2 separate regions of the Homo sapiens genome follow, and region 1 is linked to region 2. Evidence: read pairs that join two places in POLR2A ChIA-PET (ENCODE). Cell type or tissue: OCI-LY7. All regions are shown on one strand. Links, peaks and the distances in the headings refer to the core of each region. The heading gives the core; the rest is flanking DNA. Region 1 overlaps SPTBN1 (spectrin beta, non-erythrocytic 1). Region 2 overlaps SPTBN1 (spectrin beta, non-erythrocytic 1).

The links. Peaks named below come from ENCODE experiments on the same cell type or tissue, not always from the same donor. Only the 100,000 strongest peaks of a DNase experiment are listed, where the experiment ranks them.
Region 1: POLR2A ChIA-PET joins it to region 2 with 12 read pairs; 2 of 35 experiments call an interaction of 5 or more read pairs at or near these places.

The regions. Positions count from the first base shown.
Region 1 is chr2:54,498,143-54,508,004 of GRCh38, forward strand. All of the region lies in intron 1 of SPTBN1 (spectrin beta, non-erythrocytic 1), which reads left to right. It also overlaps the pseudogene C9orf85P1. Among named protein-coding and RNA genes, the nearest start is that of SPTBN1, 47 kb to the left of the region's middle. RefSeq lists a silencer at 26-210. In OCI-LY7, for the core only: CTCF peaks have their summits at 5,250 and 5,452; a DNase peak (open chromatin) is centred at 5,249.
Region 2 is chr2:54,576,856-54,586,717 of GRCh38, forward strand. All of the region lies in intron 2 of SPTBN1 (spectrin beta, non-erythrocytic 1), which reads left to right. LOC124906008 (a long non-coding RNA gene) reads right to left here. Exons shown (of 3, transcript XR_007086322.1): 1 at 7,615-9,862; 2 at 6,345-6,417; 3 at 4,723-5,136. Among named protein-coding and RNA genes, the nearest start is that of SPTBN1-AS1, 23 kb to the left of the region's middle. RefSeq lists enhancers at 2,336-2,385, 3,385-3,434. In OCI-LY7, for the core only: no CTCF peak of the experiment used is centred there; DNase peaks (open chromatin) are centred at 3,246, 4,143, 4,926 and 5,458; H3K4me3 peaks cover 4,254 bases; H3K27ac peaks cover 4,335 bases.

The sequences.
Region 1 (9,862 bases), core at 757-8,756, 79 kb before region 2:
CAGTCTGTGGAGCCAAACCCAGACTGAAAGGCAGCAAGAGAGTAGCAGCTAAGAGCATAGACTAAGTGCTTCCACTGGGTGGAGCATGACCAGTGCATTCACAAGACGGGAATGTTCGGTAGACTTGCTGCCGGCCATGTGTGTGGCTTCTGAGCACATGTGGCTGGTGTGAATTTTAAATTTTATTTAATTTAAATTAAATTTAAATAGCTACACATGGCTTGTGATGACTGTGTTAGACAGCACAGGATAGACTTAGAAGCTAGACTACTTGGGTTCAAATTCCAGCTTCACTATCGTTTACCTCTGTGACCTTGGACAACATTCCCTGAGCGCTTTATGCCACAGTTTTCTCATTTGTAAAGTGATAAAAAGATAATAGTGCCTACCTCAAAAAAGGTTATTTTGAGGATTAAATGAGTTAATATTTGTAAAGGGCTTAGACCTGGGCACATAGTAAAAGCTATATCAGTGTTTCCTAAATAACGCAACTATATATACATCCCTAAAGTGAAAAATTGAACCTAGATCCATACTATATTTTTTTTCAAGAAGCTCCCATGCATCCATTGTCAATGCATTTTTCTTAAACACCCCTTAAATATTGGGGAAAGCAGAAAAGTCATTTATTTGATAAATATGTCTGGAGCCCGTACTTTATGCCAAATGCTGTGTTGGGTGCTGGAGATACATGTGTTGGTGCATAGAGACTTGATTCATCCTAATAAAAGGGTAACGGTCCCGCAGTGTTTTCACCTAGTGGTTAAGGAACTTTATAATACGAAGGGACTTTAAAAGTAGGGTAAAGGTGTAGATGTAGACGGAGAAACCCAGGAGACTTTGCATTTGCTCCTAGTCAGCTGGCTGGGACTTCACCCTTCACCTCCTGTTGGCTCATGCTTTTCCCTTTGCACCTGTGGAGCACAGGTGTGTCCTGAGGCCCTCACCAGCCATGCAGAAGCCTTCAGGTAGGGTTAACATTTGCCCACTTCTGGAAGGGATCGATCTGTTCTCAGATGACAGTGATAATTCTTGGCCTATTTTGACTCAATAGTGGCAATATTAGTAGTTTTTTTGTATTTGTTTTAATTTTTTTCTCCTTATTTAAGGAAAAGTTGGAAACTAATGTTGCTTCCTCCATTTTTTTTGTTTGTTTAAACTTTGCTGGTTCATGAGATTGAAAAGTCTGTGCTTAGACCATACCACCCGATGCAGTTTGTGTAAGCCTTAAAAAATAAATATTTCAGCCCCAACATTCATGTAGTACTAAAAGTGAGAGGCTTTTGAACCATAACTGATTTGACAAGAAATGGACATAATGGAGGAAGGTGACTGGTTGTTTGCGTGTTGATTTGCTTTCAGCACTTGCTAAAACGTGGAGCCAAGGGGAGAGAATCCACCAGGTTGCTTTACATGTGAAAAATATTAAAATGTCAGCACAGCCCAGCCACTGACATAAGAAAAACCGTTTCACAGTTAAGTCTCTAAATAATGTCCTAAAAACACAACATTTGTAATTATCTAATTAATAAAGGATACAGGTAATAGAAGTAATATGGAAGGCATTTTCTGGTAGATAAAGCTTCAGAAACCTTCACATCTGCACATGATTATGAAGCCCCTGTTATTACTTTGCTTTCCCCCTTCCTTTAGCCCATGTTTCTCACTATGAACTAATAGTACATAATAATAAAACCCTGGATGTCAGCCAACACAGAGTTTTGGCTAACTTTTCCAGTGTTTGTTAAAGTTGAAAAAGCATTGCAGCTGTTATGCTGGGTACTTTCCAATGGAGGATGTGTTTTCCAGATGAAGGCGCAAATGGTAATTGAAATGTAATCAGTATTTTTGGCATCTTGGAATTATAATTCTTTTTACGTTTGTAATGTTAATTGTTCATTTCTTAGGATTTGTTTTGTGTTTTTCTGTGATCTGTAATCTACTAAAAGTGAGAGAATGAACAAATGTTTTAGGCGGTTTTTCATTCTTTGAAAGAAAAATGGCAAGTAGTCACGTTTGTTAGGTGATGGCTTATTTTAAATAATCACAAAATTTATGTTTGAGACATTTTATTGTAAGACTCATGTTTCAGGCAACAGAAAACAGAAAATCTAAATCTCAAATACAACAAAATTTTAGAGATGAATGGAAACTTCTAGATCACTTGGATAGGCTGAAGACTCAGTGGGCCTCAGGTGTTCCCAGGACCAGGCTGCTGGAGATGTCCCTTTCTTTGAGAGATTTGTTCTGTTTTTTTTTCATCTCGATCCACTGTGTTAAGGAGGGGTGGGGTGTGTCTGCTGATGGTTTTATTGGTATTTGAGGTTTCTAAAGTTTTTTGTTTAAGCTAGAAAGAGCTCTAGCTGATTAGTAGCTCTCAATCCTTGGCTGGATATTTTATTTTTTGTTTTGTTTTGTTTTGAGACAGGGTCTGGCTCTGTTGCCCAGGCTGGAGTGCAGTGGCGCAATCATGGCTCACTGTAACCTCTGCCTCCCAGGCTCAAGGGATCCACCCACCTCAGCCTCCTGTAGTAGCTGGGACTACAGATGCATGCCACCACGCCTAGCTAATTTTTGTATAGATGGGATTTTGCCATGTTGCCCAAGGTGGTCTCAAACTCCTAGCCTCAAGGGATCTGCCTGCCTTGGCTTCCCAAAGTGTTGGGATTATAGGTGTGAGTCACTGTGCCTGGCTGGCTGCGCATTTTAAAGATCTTGATGCTCACTCATACCTGAGCCAGCATAATTAAATCACAGTATCTCCACAGGTGACAGTGATGTGCAGCCAAGAACAGTGTTCCTTTCCAGTCCTCTCTTTATAGACGAGGAAATTGAGGCCCTGAGCAGCTAGATGACTTGTCCAAAGTCCTCTGCTGGGACTGACCCAAATAAGGAATGGCTGATTTCTGGAAGGGATGTCAGATTCTCTGATTACAGATCTCTCGTGATCTTCTCTCGGGGCTCGTGGACTGTCCTGTCAACAGTCAGGCTAGGCAGCTGCAGAGAGCAGGACTCTGGGGTCCCCAGTGAGGAGGAAGCAAAGAGTCCTCATCTTCCTGTCCCCTTTACCCGAGTAGAAATTGCCCTTCCTTATCCCACATGAGCTACCAGAGGCATGATAAACTGCCTCTGGGGCTTTTTGGCTCTTTGGCTCTTTTTTTTTCTTTTTTATTCCTTTAGAAAGAAATAGGTTTGTAATTAGCTAACTAAGACTGACAAATACCAGACCAGTTGCTATATATTACAAAGGAGCTTCTTGAATAGCTGGTCACTTCTGCATATTGTAGAAACCTTCCTTCTCCCTTTTAGGGAACACTACACATTATTTAGGTACAGTGTTAGGGATAACTGATCATTTCTAATGCTGTGTATATCCATTAAGGGTAATTTAAAGCAATTAAATGCTAACCTGGCTGGACAGCCAGGTGTAGGTTTGTGGCATCCAGAAAGAGGAGATGGACTTGGTGGATTCTGAATTGGTCAGTTCCACCTCTTCGTGTTTTGGAGGCTTTGTCTCGTTACTTGCTCACCTTTCTGCTCAGTGCTCCTTGACATGGCGGGTCAGGTTGATGGGAGGTGGTACCTGGATGCCCTTTGCTGGCACTGGGCACTGCACCGGAGAGTTACCACCCCTGCCTGGGGATGGAGCCTCTCTGGGGAGAGGACAGTGCAAAGGTGGGGGACTGGGGAGTTGTGAGAAGTGGGAGCTAGAATATGGAGCAACTAGTGTGTATAGAGACTTCGTGAGAAAAGCTCGATCACGTTTTGGTAAGTATTTGCAGCTCCCTGAAAATTTGTGTTGGGAGGTGATCATTAGCATCTTCTGGAATATTTGCGCTAAAGCAAGACTAGATTAAGGAGCTTTGGTTCATTTCCAGACCTGTCCTGACAGCATCACTCTCCAAATGCTAAACTCTGAGAGAGAGAGTATGTGTATTTTTCTTTTCAGGATGTCAGTCAAATAATTCACTCATTCCTTTCCCCAAACACACTGGCCTTTGAAATGACACCCTACCCCTGCCAATAGTGAGACTGTGGTTCTGATCGGGGAGCTGGCGAGTTTCTGCTTTCTAGCCCCAAAGGCCTCACCCTTGCTCTCATCTGGAAGCTGATGGGAAGGTTTGTTAGTCTTCTCAGGAGCCTGTCACAGGACCTCAGGAACGTAGCCTGTAGTGGGCAGCTGGCATCAATTTAGTGCTGTGGGGATGGCAGGCTGTCAGAGTGGTTGCACTTTACCTGCACGCCCCCCAACCCAGCCCTCTGTGAAGGGTTGGTTTACATCAGGGATGGCTGCTCCTGACATAATTGTCTATTTCCGGCAACAGAGGAAGATACCTTCTGCCATTTAGAGAAGAGAAATAAATATTCACTTCAGAGAATACACTTTGAAGTGGGGCTGTGTGTGCATGGGTGACAGCTCCCTGCCTACTTTTCCTGCAAGGTTCTTGTACATCAGGAAAGGTTAATGGACTTCCCTTGAAGTCAGACAGAGATGTGTTCATGGAAAATCCAAGTGCAAAACCAAGGGCAAACTCTGGCTTTCCTGGGGGTTTTTTTGTTGTTGTTTCTCCTTTTAGAATGGACAGTGAAAGCAAGGTGAAGGGCTTCATTATTCCTCTTTTGTAAAGCCTGTTGAGCAGGAACCTTCTGGAGCTTCTAGATGGAGGTTCCTGGAGATTGTGTGAGTGGTGAGCAGTCTGGTTGAAGAGGGCCAGTGTTTGTTGGCTTTGCCCTCATTGTGTCAGGAATGAGCTCTGCACGGACTCAGAGAGCTAACAGATCAGCTAGGGTACCTCAGAGAAGAATGCACTCGAGGCTACTGCCATGTTCCCTCTGTGGTCATGAGGAAAGGAGAACTACCTGTGTGGCTTGGGGGCTTCCCTGACATAGTAATCACATTGGATTTTACAACTGGGTACATTCTTAGCCTTCAGTTTGGTGATCCCTGTGTTTAAAAAGAAAATCCTTTTGTTGTGTGGAGGTTAATCTGCTGAGCTTATTTTTGGTCATCCATTCTCACCTGCCCCACGACACTGGTCACTGGTGTCTCCATGCTGATATATTATGCTCAGCTTTTTTGCATGCTCCGCATGGAGATATGAACACAATTCTCATGGGAACTTGGCCCATCTTTCAGCACACTATGTCAGCCAGTTGCTGCCTTCCTGTTCATGGAGGACTAGGCGTAGTGTGGGGGTCTCATTGCTCATCTGGTTAGTGGCTTTGCAGTCAGAGCAAGCTGAGGGAACAGTGCCCCCTACCTGTCTGTTCTCCTGCAGGCCCAGTGTGGGAACAAGATGCTCTTCAGAGAAATCTCTTTGACACTGGCTGTCTCACCCAGCACCTACACTCTTGAAAATCTGAGGGCCTTAGCAGAATTTGAAAGTGTCCAAGGGTTAGAAATGAGAAGTCTCCATGAGCATGAAAGCGACCATCCTTGTAGGTCATTATTTTGATCCATGCTCTCATCACTGGTTTCACAAACAGGCCTTTCCTTTCTAGTCTTTGAACATACCAACTCTTTTCGAGTAACACAGCAATATTAAAAACATATACCCATTGCCAAAAAGCAAAACCAACCCACTTCTGGCTGAGAAACTGCTGAATACATAACTATTCATCCCTCAGTAGCTGAGTGTGGTTACAATGAATGGCTTTCCCATATTTTCTTGATGCTTCTAAATGTATGGGTTCACTTTTGGGGGGAATATTTTGGTGCTGTCATAATCTATATATGGAAGATGTTAAGGATATTTCCAGGAACTGCATTAAAACAGCCATAACAAACCATATTCTGCAGCCTTCAGGTGTAGTATTTTGATTGCTTGGTTTGGTTTATCACCAACTACTCTTCTGAGTATCCCCCACACTATATTAGGAATTTGTTACAATATGACTAATGCTGAATATGTGTGCATTGATTTTTAAGTGCACTGGGTGGGACTGACTTGTTCAAATCTCCGTTAAAGCAAATGTCTGATTAGGAGAAAAGTAAGGGAGTAATTTGTTAGGAAAACTACTTTCTGAGGTGCCCCCACCTCCCCTCCTTCCAACCTGAAGAGGCAGAGAGGTTTGTGTAAACAAAGGTCCTGCAAGGCACAGCTGTTTTACATTCTGATGTTCTATGACTTTCTTAAATAAAAACCTTTTGGATTTTCATATCTATTTAGCTAGTAGGAATATTTCCTCCTTTTTCGGAGAATAAAATCCTAGACTTAAGGATATTCCTTGGGTGACTGAGAAGTCATACCAGCCTAAGCAGTACAGCTGGCCCCCTGTATCCATGGCTTCTGCATCTGTGAATTCAACCAACCATGGATAGAAAATATTTGGGAAAAAAAATCCACAAAGTTCGAAAAAGCAGAAGCACGATTTGCTGCTTACTGAGAACTGCATTGAATCCATGTGAGTAAGGTGATGTGTAGGCGTTGTATTAGGAATTATAAGTAATCTTTAGGTGATTTAAAGTATTTGAGAGGATGTGTGTCGGTTTTATACAAATACTACACCATTTTATATAAGGGACCTGAGCGTCCATGGATTTTGGTATTCATAAGAGGTCCTGGAACCAATTGCCCATGGGTAGTGAGGGATGACTGTATTTTCTAATTAAAAGGTTTTTTTTTTAATAAGCAAATGTTTTACTTAGTACCTTATAATATTTTAAAAAGCGTAAAATTCCCAAATAAAGTAATTGGTTTAGTGATAAATATTTCCAGTGGCGTACTTAAAATGAATGTTTTCATCAGAATGCAGAAGCTGTTTTGAGAACTTTTTGCTCATTATTTTCAGTGGGGTTGTGAAATCCAATGAAAACGTGTATAAATGTTTGTAGAAGAATACTTTGTTTATAGAGTGCAAATATTTTCTTGATATGACAACACCCCAAACAAAGAATGGTTACAATTAAAGTAATGGTGATTCAGTTAAACATAGAGCTGGAAAAGCCATTATTTTGAAATATCTTCTGAGCCTCATTGAAGAGAGAGTGTCTTACACACCTTGGGAACCAAGTTTTGCATATTATAGTATTACCACATTGTATTCGATCACAAGAATGGTGTGAATACTTGGTGGTTAAACAAATTATTGATGCTTGTTAGTTGGATGAGATCTTGGAATGCATGCATCCCGGCTTCCCACACAGTACTCAGTTCTTTCTGTAGCTATCCTGTTGAATATATGGAGAGTACAGTATACTTTCAGGCAAGATGGTCATTTAACAGGTCATTATTTAAACATTGTTTCAGTGTGTGCTGTGAAAACAACAACAATAACAACAACAAATCGAATACCTCTCTGCTCTCTGCATTTTTGGAGCGCTCTAGCTGTTAGAAAGTACCTCCTAACCCCTAGCCACTGTGAAGTTGTTGCTCCCTGCCTGCTGGGAAATCTGTGCCAGCTCTCCCAGGAAGGCTCCTGAAGCTGCCTGCACATACCTGCCAGGTGTGTCTCCTGGACTTTTCCCCAGGGGTCCTAGCTCCTGGGCTGGGTCTCCTAGGTGTCTTACAGCCTGGCTGCCCCTTCTGGACACTCTTGGCTTGGTCAGTACCTGGGGTGATTTAACTTGGCGTCTAACAGTGAAGCTTCCTTTAGTTGTATCTTCTGCTGTTGCTTCACATTGAGCTTGCCACGTTTTCCTTGAATTGCTGTCAGTTTTTCTCTCTTCCAACCTTGGGAACTTTATTTTTAAAAATCTGGGCCAGGCGCGGTGGCTCACGCCTGTAATCCCAGCACTTTGGGAGGCTGAGGCGGGCGGATCTCGAGGTCAGGAGATCGAGACCATCCTGGCTAACACGGTGAAACCCCATCTCTACTAAAAAAACAAAAAATTAGCTGGGCGAGGTGACGGGTGCCTGTAGTCCCAGCTACTTGGGAGGTTGAGGCAGGAGAATGGCGTCAACCCGGGAGGTGGAGCTTGCAGTGAGCCAAGATCGCGCCACTGCACTCCAGCCTGGGCAACAGAGTGAGACTCCGTCTCTAAATAAATAAATAAATAAATAAATAAATAAATAAATAAAATCTGAATGCAAGACTGTATGTGTGCTTGAATAATTTGAATCCTCTCTTGGCCCTGGGACCTTCCCCGTGCTACATGTGCTTTCGGAGGTTGTGAGGAAAGGGCTGACCAGGCCATGGACCTGTCCCAGAGCCGGCACCCTTGAGCATGGCTGCTCAGACAGCAGTGAAAATTTGTCTTAGAAATTTGAAGTTGCTTTTGAAGCTTTTTGGTCAGTGAGAGAACTTAAAAATTCTCATGTAAATATAATTTAAAAAATATAGATGACTCAATCTACAAGAGCTTATCTGTTTGGTTTTTTTTTTTCTACTTATAGTTTACATTTGAAAAAATTTACCACTTGATGAACTGAGTAATTTTTTCTTCTTGATAGTAGAGGAATTGGTAGGGAAAGTGCTTCTAATACTCTTCGAAGCTGAGAAAATTTTAAGTATAAAGTTTGTTCATTAAACATTTGTGTATTGTTGTCTGGGAGCTAGACACTATATTTAGGGATACATTGATGAAAAAGAGAGAAATACCCAATAGTTCTTGGAGAGTACAGTATACTTTCAGGCAAGATAGTCATTTAATAAATACACAGGTAATTATTTAAACACCATCGTAGTGCGTGCTATGAAAAAACAACAAACCAGTAGGAACATAGAACAGGAGAGGCCCTGGGCTGGGACTAGGGGTTTCAGAAGAGTCTCTCCAGAGAAAGTAAAGTTTAGGTTGATCTGGTTCTCTCTCTTTTTTTTTTTTTTGAGCAACAAGACTGTTTATTTCACCTGGGTGCAGGCAGGCTGAGTCCAAAAAAGGAGTCAGCAAAGGGTGGTGGGATTATCATTAGTTCTTACAGGTTTTGGAATAGGCGGTGGAGTTAAGAGCAATGTTTTGGGGGCAGGGGGTGGATCTCACAAAGTACATTCTCAAGGGTGGGGAGATTATATAGAACCTTCTTAAGGGTGGTGGAGATTACAAAGTACATTGATCGGTTAGGGTGGGGCAGGAACAAATCACAATGGTGGAATGTTATCAGTTAAGGCTATTTTCACTTCTTTTGTGTATCTTCAGTTGCTTCAGGCCATCTGGATGTATACGTGCAGGTCACTGGGGATATGATGGCTTAGCTTGGGCTCAGAGGCCTGACATTCCTGTCTTCTTATATTAATAAGAAAAATAAAATAGTGGTAAAGTGTTGGGGTGGGGAAAATTTTGGGGGGTGGTATGGAGAGATAATGGGCAATGTTTCTCAGGGCTGCTTTGAGCAGGACTGGGGCAACATGGAAACCTAGTGTGGGAGAGATGAAGCTGAAGGAAGATTTTGTGGTAAGGGGTGATAATTGTCGGGTTGTTAGAAGAAACATTTGTCGTATAGAATGATTGGTGATGGCCTGGATATGGTTTTGGATGAATTGAGAAACTAAATGGAAGACACAAGGTCTGAATAAGAGAAGGAGAAAAACAGGTATAAAAGGACTAAGAATTGGGAGGACCCAGGACATCTAATTAGAGTGTCCAAGGGGGGTTAGTGTAATTACTTGCTTGGTTGGCAAGCTTTTAGGCTCTATCTTTGAGTTTTTTTTAATGTTGTCATATACCAGGCCAGATTGATTTAGGTAAAAATAGCACTCTTCATTTAAAAATATAGAGTCCCCTTTTTTTTTTTTTTAGCAGTAAGTCGAGACCTTTGTGATTTTGGAAGAAAGAGAAATGCAAAGCCAGCAATTGTTTGTTAAAGAAGGATTAGAAACGGCTAGGAGAGAGTAACTGAGATTGATAGTGTGATAGAGATAGCTGGGGAGAGGTAGAGGGTGGCATAAGAACGGGAATGAGAATAAGAGTAAGTATAAAAGTAAA
Region 2 (9,862 bases), core at 1,082-9,081:
ACATGCAAATATCATTCCTTGGTCCTGGGATGTGGGGGAAGCATTTTGGAGGAATTGACATTGATTGCAAGTTTTTAAATATGACCTGGATTAGATTATGAGATGATGGGTGCTTGGGGGTAGGGGTGTACAGAGGGAGTCATGAAACCATGGAGGATGTTGGGGAATGGCTAGAATTCTACTTGGGACATCATGCAAGTTTTTTTTCCCCTTCCATTTCATTTGTTAATGCTTATTATTAGTTGGGGGTTTTGCCTCCTTTTTGTTAGCCAACAGCCAGCTAATCTTGGCACAGGTCCCGGGAATCAGGTGCTGCTTAGCAGCTGATGTTGGTTAAATGACCTTGGACAAGTGACTTGCATTTCAGTTCTCTAACCTGTTAGGGTTGTAGATTGTCTGATACAGATTTGAAGGCCCCTGCAAATAAATGCATGGCCGTTTACTCTGGTCACTTTCATTTTACCGAATGTGCTCCCCCAAGGCTCTTCTGGGTAGATGCCCACTGCCAAAACATTAAGCATTTTTGGCTTCTCATGCTTTGAGCTCACAAAATCAGTCCTGTGGGAAACCTAACAAGCTACAAAGGAGAGGGAAAGCAAAAGAAAAGGTATATGGATTCTCATGCAAAGAGAGAAGGAAAGTAGGTCCCTACCTAAAGTCTAGCCCTGTATTGGTGGTGGTACTGATAATGGTAATAGCCACCAAAACTTCTTGATACTCCCCTTGTGCAGGCATTGTCCTAAGTACTTTGCAGTATTGATTCATATGCTCCTCATAGCGTCCTTGTGTGATGTGTTATTTCCATTTTGAAGATGAGGAAACTGAGGCACAAAGGAAGCTGTGCCCAAGGACACTTAACTAGTAAATGGAGCCAGGATTCCAACCCACGCAGTGCGCTTTGGGACTCAATTTTTAACCATCTTGCTGTGCTGCCTGTTGAGCATTTTTCACCTGGTGCTTTTGTAGATCCCACATTAGGATTTTGTTAGGACCCTGGGCAACCTTGATTTAGTGAAAGCAGTTGTTGAGAGGTAGAAATTCCTGATCCTTTTTTCAATCTTAAAGGATTTGCTGAGACTCTCACTCTTCATTGGTGATGGTAACAAGGAGCAGCATGGTGAATGCCATGTAAAATTCAAGCCTTGCCTTATCTTGGAGGACTTTATTCCCTTTTCTTTGATGGTACTTTGGAGATTCCAGACTATAAAGGACTCAGCTGACAGTACAGACTCTCTTGATCTGTATTTTCCCAGTATATGAAATTATTTGTAATGTACCCGTGAGAACCTGGAATAAACTGTACTGGCACTGAAGTAGAATCTTGGATTTAAAAGTACAGTGTTCACTGCTGCATCGTTGAGCATTTGCTACACAGAGAATAACCTTGGAGCAATGTTCAAAGGTGATGGCATTACCCAGAAACATGGAGTTAGGCCAGGAAACCACATCTGAAGTTCAGATTATTGGAGATTGCTGATTTTTCTTGACTTTAAATATTTTCGACTGGTTGAGTGTTTGTTGGTGTTTTTGGGCTAAGTGTTAGCCTTTTGTTCTGTGATGTCCCTGTGTGAATAAAATGGATAATCCCTGTTTCCGGTTAGCTGCTGCTGCTGCTGCTGCTGCCAAGTATAAGTGAAGACTTCCAGCTGCGATTTGCATTGTGTTTTCAGGCCACCTTTTGAGTTTCCCCATAGCAGATATAAAAACTGTTTCTAAGAGTTCATCCTTACGTGTTCAGCCTTACTTGTATCCTAAAACCACAAACTTGATTTTGTTCCCATTCATTATGATCTATATTTGGCATCAGTGAGGCAAGTTATTTATATTTATTATTTATACCCTGCCCACTTCCAGAAATGATTTAATTTGGCCTAGGCAAGTGTCTTCTGATGGGGTGTGTGTGTGTGTGTGTGTGTGTGTGTGATGATAATTCTGATGTGTGTGTGTATGATGCTACTTCTGCCACTTCAAGAGTCCAGAATCATAAGATTCCTAATAGGATTGTTGGGTTGGTGAATGCTGGGTTTGTTCTCTTCTATGCCCTCTCTGTCCAGGAGAAATCTGAGTATCTTTCTTAGGAATGCCTAACACTGCTAGACTGAAAGGTGCCATGTCACCATTTTTCCCAAGAAATTTTCTTTTGAGGGTGCTATAGAGAAGCCCTCTGGTATGAATGTATTAGGCTGGTGCAAAAGTAATTGTGGCTTTTGCAATTAAAAGTAATGACAAAACTACAATTACTTCTGCACCAACCTAATATATATTATATATTCCCATTTTGTTCTTTTCAGAATAAAGCTTCCTAGGAGTTTCTCTAGCTCATGACCTCTTTTACCTTTACTTTCAGTTGCAGTGTTCTTAGCTCATAGAAGGAGCTTTGACGGCACATAGAATGAAGTATAACAGCTTCCGTTTGACCTGAGGCATCCCTCAGGTATGAGAATGTCACCCAGAGATCGAATACAGTGCCAGGTTATCAACTACCATTTTTTGGGACTGATTCTCTGCTCATGTGTGACCATTATTTGGGGAAATCATACAGTACCACAAACCAGAAGTTTCTGAAAACACCTAAACTCCCCATCTTTCACACTCACCCATAGGGACCGTGGCCCCCAATGAGGGGTAGTTCGTCTCTGTATTGGTAGCATTAGCGCACGTGCTATATAGCTCTCTTAATACCTGAACTGTGGACAGACCAGATCCTCACTGAGCTGAAGCACATTGGCATATTAAGGGAGCCCAGCATTGCTGTTTGGCCCTGCTTTTGAACTGGGAAGATATATTGCTGCATGGAGTTCTGAAAAGTACCTTTGTAAGTCCCGAGAACTCCTGTTGACCTTTGGATTTAGGTAAAATGTAAGTCTTAGGAGAATTGATGAGAATGTAGGAACCAGTTTTAGCCAATGCATTAAGACTAAAATGACTCTATTGTTTGTCAGGCTTTGCCAGAAAGTATAGTGAGAGAGAGAGATCCTAAAACTCTGAAAGCAAATAGCCCACAGCAGTTAACTGTATTGACTTTGGAAACAGGTTATAAACCCAAACCTCTGTGCTGAACTTGAATGGGTGTTTCTTCTCTCCTTTCTGAGGGTAAAAGCTGCTGGTGAGAACGGCTCTCTGGTGTTGCTAGGACAGACCTGTATGACCTTCTTTATGTAAATAATTAACAGGGGAATATTTTCATTTACGTTAAAGCCATATATGAGAGAGATTTCCGGGCTGGCTCTGACAGCCTCTGGCCCCACTGGAGAAGGAAGCCAGCACTGAAAAAATTCAAGCTTCCGGCCACACGGAACCTGAGAATATTCTCTATGACAGCAGTGGCTGTGAAGCTGTTTCTTTAAAGTAAAACCCCTTTTGAAGGTTAGTCTGGGGTGACTTTACTGTTACATAGGGAGTAGATTTTGTTTCTTGATGGTTCGTTGAGTGGTAGAGAGGTTAAAGGTAGAACTAACATATGTAGAACTAAAAAGCATCTGAAACTTTTAGCAAACCAGTAATATTTAGAGGCTTCTGCCCACTCTGGGTAGGCATTTTTATCTTGTATACCCATACCAGCTTTTCACATCCTGTTTCTTGAGAATACATAAAGAGCACATTTCTCCACATTATCAGGAAAACAATTTGAAGCACAGGTCTTGTGAATTGGGAAGACCACTAGTATTGCCATTAGCTGCTTATTTGTGTGTGTGTTGGAGGATGGATTATAATCCAAGTGTATTCATATTCTCACACTTTAACCAAAAAAAAAAAAAAATCTCCAAAATCTTCTCTCTTGCATTGTTTATTGATAGAATGGGAAACTTACTGCTGGTAACTAGTTAATTCTGAAAGGGTTAGGGTTTCTACTGTATACTTCCAAAAGTACAGGCCTGGGGGAGCCAATATGAGAGACACACATAACCAAAAATTTGTAAAAACTTTATTTTTTAATAAAAATTATAAATAAAAATTATAGGCCGGGTGCACTAGCTCATCCCTGTAATTCCAGCATTTTGGGAGGCTGAGGCGGACTGATCACTTGAGGTCAGGAGTTTGAAACCAGCCTGGGCAACATGTTGAAACCCTGTCTCTACTAAAAATACAAAAATTAGCCATGCATAGTGGCACACACGTGTAATCCCAGCTACTTGGGTGGCTGAGGCACGAGAGTCGCTTGAGTCCGGGTGGTGGAGGTTGCAGTGAGCCACGATCACGCCACTGCACTCCAGCCTGGGCAAAAGAGCAAGACTTAGTCTTAAAAAAAAAGAAAAAATATATAAATATATACACACACACTTTATATATTTTTATATATAATCTCATACAACATGTTTTGAAATACACGTGCATTGTGGAATGGCTATATTGAAAGCTAATACATAACAAATTTAATGATAATACAAGTGTAGAATGGACAACAAAGGGGTTGTGCATAATCATCAAGTACTTCTCATTAGTAAAAACCCTTTTCATTTGCTTAGAATTGAGGAGGAGGGGATGCTCTAAATTGAGGATTCTCCATAGGGTCGTCCGTGAGACACAAGATGTTGACTGTCCCACTTACCCAGGACATGGGTATCCTTTTGATGCTGACAGCATTTGCTGCTGCTTTCCAGGGAATCATGGCTGACATTGAACTTCCACTGCCTCTGGGCTGCTTTGCTCACTCCTCCTAGGCAGGCAAGCCGACCCTTGGGAAGCTCAGCATTTAGCCTTCATGCTTTGGTTTCTTTGCCCTTTTTTTTTTTTTTTTTTTTTTTGAAACTTTTATTTGCTCTGGGACCACTTTGAGGTTGAAGGTACAGCCCACAGTTTAAGAAAACTGTCCCAAACCTGAGCTAATAAACAAGAGTAAAAGCCTTTTTCTCTTGTCATTACTACTTCCTCCTCACTGACTAATTAGCCAGCTGCTGCAGGTCTCATTAAACTTCATTAATCCTAAGCATCTGTCTGTAGGAACTGCCTCAAGATAAAAAGAGGAAGCTCCGCTAAACATTTTTGTTGCTGCTGCTAATTACCACAAGCTATGCTTTTTATTAATTAATGGCTCTACTTGCCTCCAAATCCTACTGAAGAACTTTGCGAGACAACAGGCACTTCATTCTTCTGTAGCTGCAGACATGCTGCTCTGTGGTTTGGTGCATGGGGTACCTGTAAATTATCAGCACCGAGAATACGCTAGCTCTGGAAACCAAGGTAGAGAAAAAAATACATCTGGAAGTCTGGTTATGTGTAACTTGAACTTGCTCAAAGCCTTCAGCTGACACTGATGCTTTTTAAAAACATGGCAGTGATAAATTATTTCATCACTTTGCTCAAATACATTAATGCAAAACATTACAAAACTAGTTTTCTTGACTCAGCTTCCAGGGTCTAAGAAAGCATTTTATTGGGGGGTTGTGATGCCAGAGCATAAGGGATGTTAAAGGTGACACTTAAAAAGGAAGGTGTCGATCTTGGTTCTGGTCTGGTGGTGCCTGAGAGCAGGGACTCCTTGAAGGTGCAAGATGAATTACACTCCTCCCAGGTGTCAGGCAGGGGAGAGAAGCACCCTCCATTTAGAAATATGGAGGATTAGCCAGGCATAGTGGCGGGCGCCTGTAGTCCCAGCTACTCTGGAGGCTGAGGCAGGAGAATGGCGTGAATCCAGGAGGCGGAGCTTGCAGTGAGCCGAGATCATGCCACTGCACTCCAGCCTGGGTGACAGAGCAAGACTCCGTCTCAAAAAAAAAAAAAAAAAGAAATATGGAGGATTCTTTCTGATGAGGGCTTCTGCACTGAATTACGTAAAACTCCCATTTCGGAATTATCAGGAATTAAGGTGGCAGGATACCTTAAGAGATTTAATTCAGTGTGGTCCATTTAGGTTGGGGGGAATCTTACTGAGCATTAAGGCTTGAACCCCATTTCATATCAGTTGGAGCCAAAGGTCCTTGCTAATGTAGAACTCTCTGTAGAGTGGTGGGGGCTATCAAGTCAAACTGCTGGGACTGTGCTTGCTTCGTGACTGTGGGCAAATAACTGAATTTTTCTAGGCTTGAATTTGCTCTTATACAAAATATGTTTGGTGGTAAGAGTACCTACTTCACAGAGTAGTTGTGAGAATTGAGTTTTAATGAAGTGCTTAGAAGAGTACCTGGCCCTAGTAAACACTCAGTAAACCCTGACTATAGGGGTGGACATGGAAGAAGATAATTTAATTCCTCCGTCATCTAGGACCATGCTGGAGCCCTTCCCACTTGCGTAGCTGAAGCACTGGTGGATGAACCCCCATTTGCCTCTGATCTTATTCCTGCCGCTGCTTGGTGATGTCCCCTGGACTCAGTTGTCAGCTCTGAAGCTTTGACCCCTTGACTCACCTCTGGTCAGTTGGTCCCACAGTGCTTTGCTTGATCCTCTCTGTTGCCATCTGTTCCCATGCGGTATAATTACCTGTTAATAAGGCTGGTGTCAGTAAACTGTAAACTCTTTCTGCTTCTGCGTCTATCCTTATTTCCTACTGCTTAGTAGAGCAATTTAAAACCTTTTTAAGAATGGATTTGCATTTCCTGTAGATGAAACCTGAGGTGGAACCCCAGTAAATCAAGGGTATGAAATGGGAGCTTTTCTGACCAAAGTGTAGGTGAGAAGATACCTGGAGGCTGACCCTGGGCTTTGCTCTTTCTGCATCCCTTGCTAGGAACATGGTTTGAAAACTACTCCCCTGGCATCCTGTAGACCCCAGTGTTTCTTCAGTGAATGTCACTTTTTAAAAATTAATATCCTTAGTGTCTCCATCTATTACAAGGAAGTATTAATGTTTGTTTGCCGTATTATGCTTACAAATGTTATATAAAGTTAACTACCAATTTAGTATGCCCCAGAAGAAAGACATGAAAATTCAGGGTGGCATTTTATTTTAGCATATTCATTGAAGGCAGCAGTACACATAGGACCTTTTGTGATGCCCCAGAAGAGTATGTTTTCCTCCAGTGAGTGCTCTTTTTATTCCTACTCATCAGTCCCAGACCCATCGGGTGAACCTCAATTCTCTTATCAAATAAAAAATCATTTCATATTTTCCCCTTTAATGGGAACGCTCTTTAAATTTTTCAAAATTAATATGTGCTCCTAAAAAAACAAAAACAGAAAACCAGCAGTGTATTCATAGAAATACAGAAGTGGAAATGCCTCCTGTCTGCTTCTACTCCCTTGAGAGAAGACGGTTAATAGTTTGGAAGATATCCTTCGATATCTTTTTATGCAGTTACTTACATTTAAACATATACATTCGTAGGATCATACTGAATATTATACACTGTTCTATAAGGGACTCTTGCATTCAGTAATATTATATGGCCACTTTCCGAAGCCTGTATGCTGTAGGTTTTCCTTACTCTTTTTAATGCATACATATTATTTTATAAGGATGTCCCGTATTTTAATTATTCAACCTATTAATGTATATTTAGTTTCTAGTCTTTTCTGTTTTGCTGTTGCTATTCTTTTTGACAATTATTTTTTAAATCTGTAGTGCACATTCTGTACATCTTCGTTTTCTTGCACAAATATTTCTAGAAAACAAATATCTATAGATGTGATTAGTAGATGGAGGAAATACATACTATAAATTTTGATATCACTACTTACCTTCTCACCAACCACATGTGAGTGTCCTAGTTTCTCCACACCTTCAGTAGGTGAAAGGATTTGTCTTTCAAATGTTGTATAGAATAGGGTTATAGTTTATTTTCCCCTACTTCCACCTAGTCCTGAAAGTGGATCCTCTGCTATCTGCCACCCCAGCAGAACATCTATAAGTTTCCAGCCCTTCCCACCCAGATCCAAGATTATTATCTTTATGGAGGCTGTTGAGAAGCAGCCAAGGTCATTATTAAACAATAAAATGCCCCTGAAGAACAAATCAGCAAGAGCAAGAAGCTTCCTAGGCTATGTCAAGGTAGCTGAACAATAAGACTACACCTAAGACAATATTGGCTTACTGTCTCCCTCCTTACACCCAAACTGACAAAACTACAAACAGCCAGGTCCCCACACCTGTTGGAAGCACCTGACTTTTTGGAGTGGGAGATAAAGGCTTGCGTGTAGGGACAAGGGAGAGGTGGGGTGGGAGGCTTGCAAGTGGATGCATTCATGGATGTTATAAAGATCTGTATTCCGTTTTATGGGAAGAGATTTACATTTAAGTTTAGCAACACTGCAAGAGGTTTACATTTCCAAAATTAATAGAACAACAGAAAAATCAGATCTCCCCATTTATGCCCTCTTGTTCAAAACTTTCCTTTTTCATTTGAAGAAAATTAAATTTAGACAGATGACCAGTTTTAAGCTTAGAAGATTCAATATGACCAAGACCATACATTGTCTTGTATAAAAGTGTGTTTAAAGCTTTGGTTAGTGTTCCTATAATGCAAAATAGGTTTTGATTTAAAGTAACAACACAGAATACTCTTGTGTTCTATGAACTGTCAACTGCCCTGCCCTCTTCTGATGAGTGTGAGGGATCTTATGGTGCTACCCTGCCTGTTGGCTAGTCATCTTGGGGTTGAATCTGAGGTCATTTTTTCCTCCAGTTTTTCTGTCCTCCTCTATTAAAACAAGGCAATGTACATTGGGTACTTACAGGATTTGTCCACCAAAACTCTGTAGTATTTGGCTTTGAAAGAAATCTTGTATAACCATTTTATGTGTGAGGTTGAGGAAAGCCACAAAGGAAATTAGCAGAAGTGTTTTTCAGTGTTTGACCCTATGTGTAATAACTTTCTCTTTTACATGTTAAGATATCTTTAAAATAATTGAATGGTAGCTGAGTATCAATTGTCTAATGCTGTGAGCTCTCATGGAGTCAGAAATTACTCCTTACATTTTTAAAGAGAGAACTCTTAATGCTTTTAGATGTCCTTCCCAGTGTCCTTATATTAGTTACTCGATAAATGGTTGCTGTGGACTAATCCAAGATGAAAAAATGACAGGCGACCTTTATGGCTGAATGTTGGGTATTAGTGTTCTGCCTGGAATAATTTTTCAGGCAGTGGAATAGTTGGCTGAGTTGAAAATATAACCGTGGATTGGGTCAGCCTATCATTCAATAAATTACTTCCTGAATGAAGAATACTCTGTGAGAAGTGAAATTTTGAGTTACACATTGGGATATGATATCACTTAGAAAATAGTGCTAAACTTTAAAATTCTTTAGTTTCAGAATTTTCTAAATCAGGGAGGGGCTTGTCAGTATAAAATTATACATTTTGTTTTTTGATCTTGTCACAGTTGTTCGTGACTTCTGAAATCCAAGTGTGGTTTGGAGACGACTTTACCCCACTCCTCCCCAAACACACATTGGTAGTCCGTGGCTTACTTGCGTAGACAACTGTGATTGTGGAGTTTGGCACTCGAATTGAGACAGTCGTATTTAATTTATCAATCTGTCGTTTCAACCCTGAACTTTTCTACAATGGGTTATGGTCACTGGCCAAAAAGGGTTTAGGTGACTCATGTGTAATGTTCTTCAGAACAGAAGCCAATTTTTAAATCCTTTTGTATTTATGTTCATTTATTTTTAAATATAATTCCTCTTCTCATTAAGTGGAATCTTGTCATAATTCTATAGTTTCAAGTGATAACTTGGCATTGCTGTGGCTTTCTTTATTCCAAAATGCTAATCCTTTGCAGATAAATTTATACATTCTGTATAGTCTGATTTGGAGGACTTCTGTATCTTAGCTTATCTTAGATGGGAGCTTCCATAATTCATTCAGGGATTAGTCAGTGCTATACTGTGCATGCATAGTAGACAGCTCTGTGTGGTGGCTTTAAGTCTTTTGACTCCCCCTCTTTCTGGTCTTTGTGTCTTTCTGGTTTAAAAGAAAAAATATCC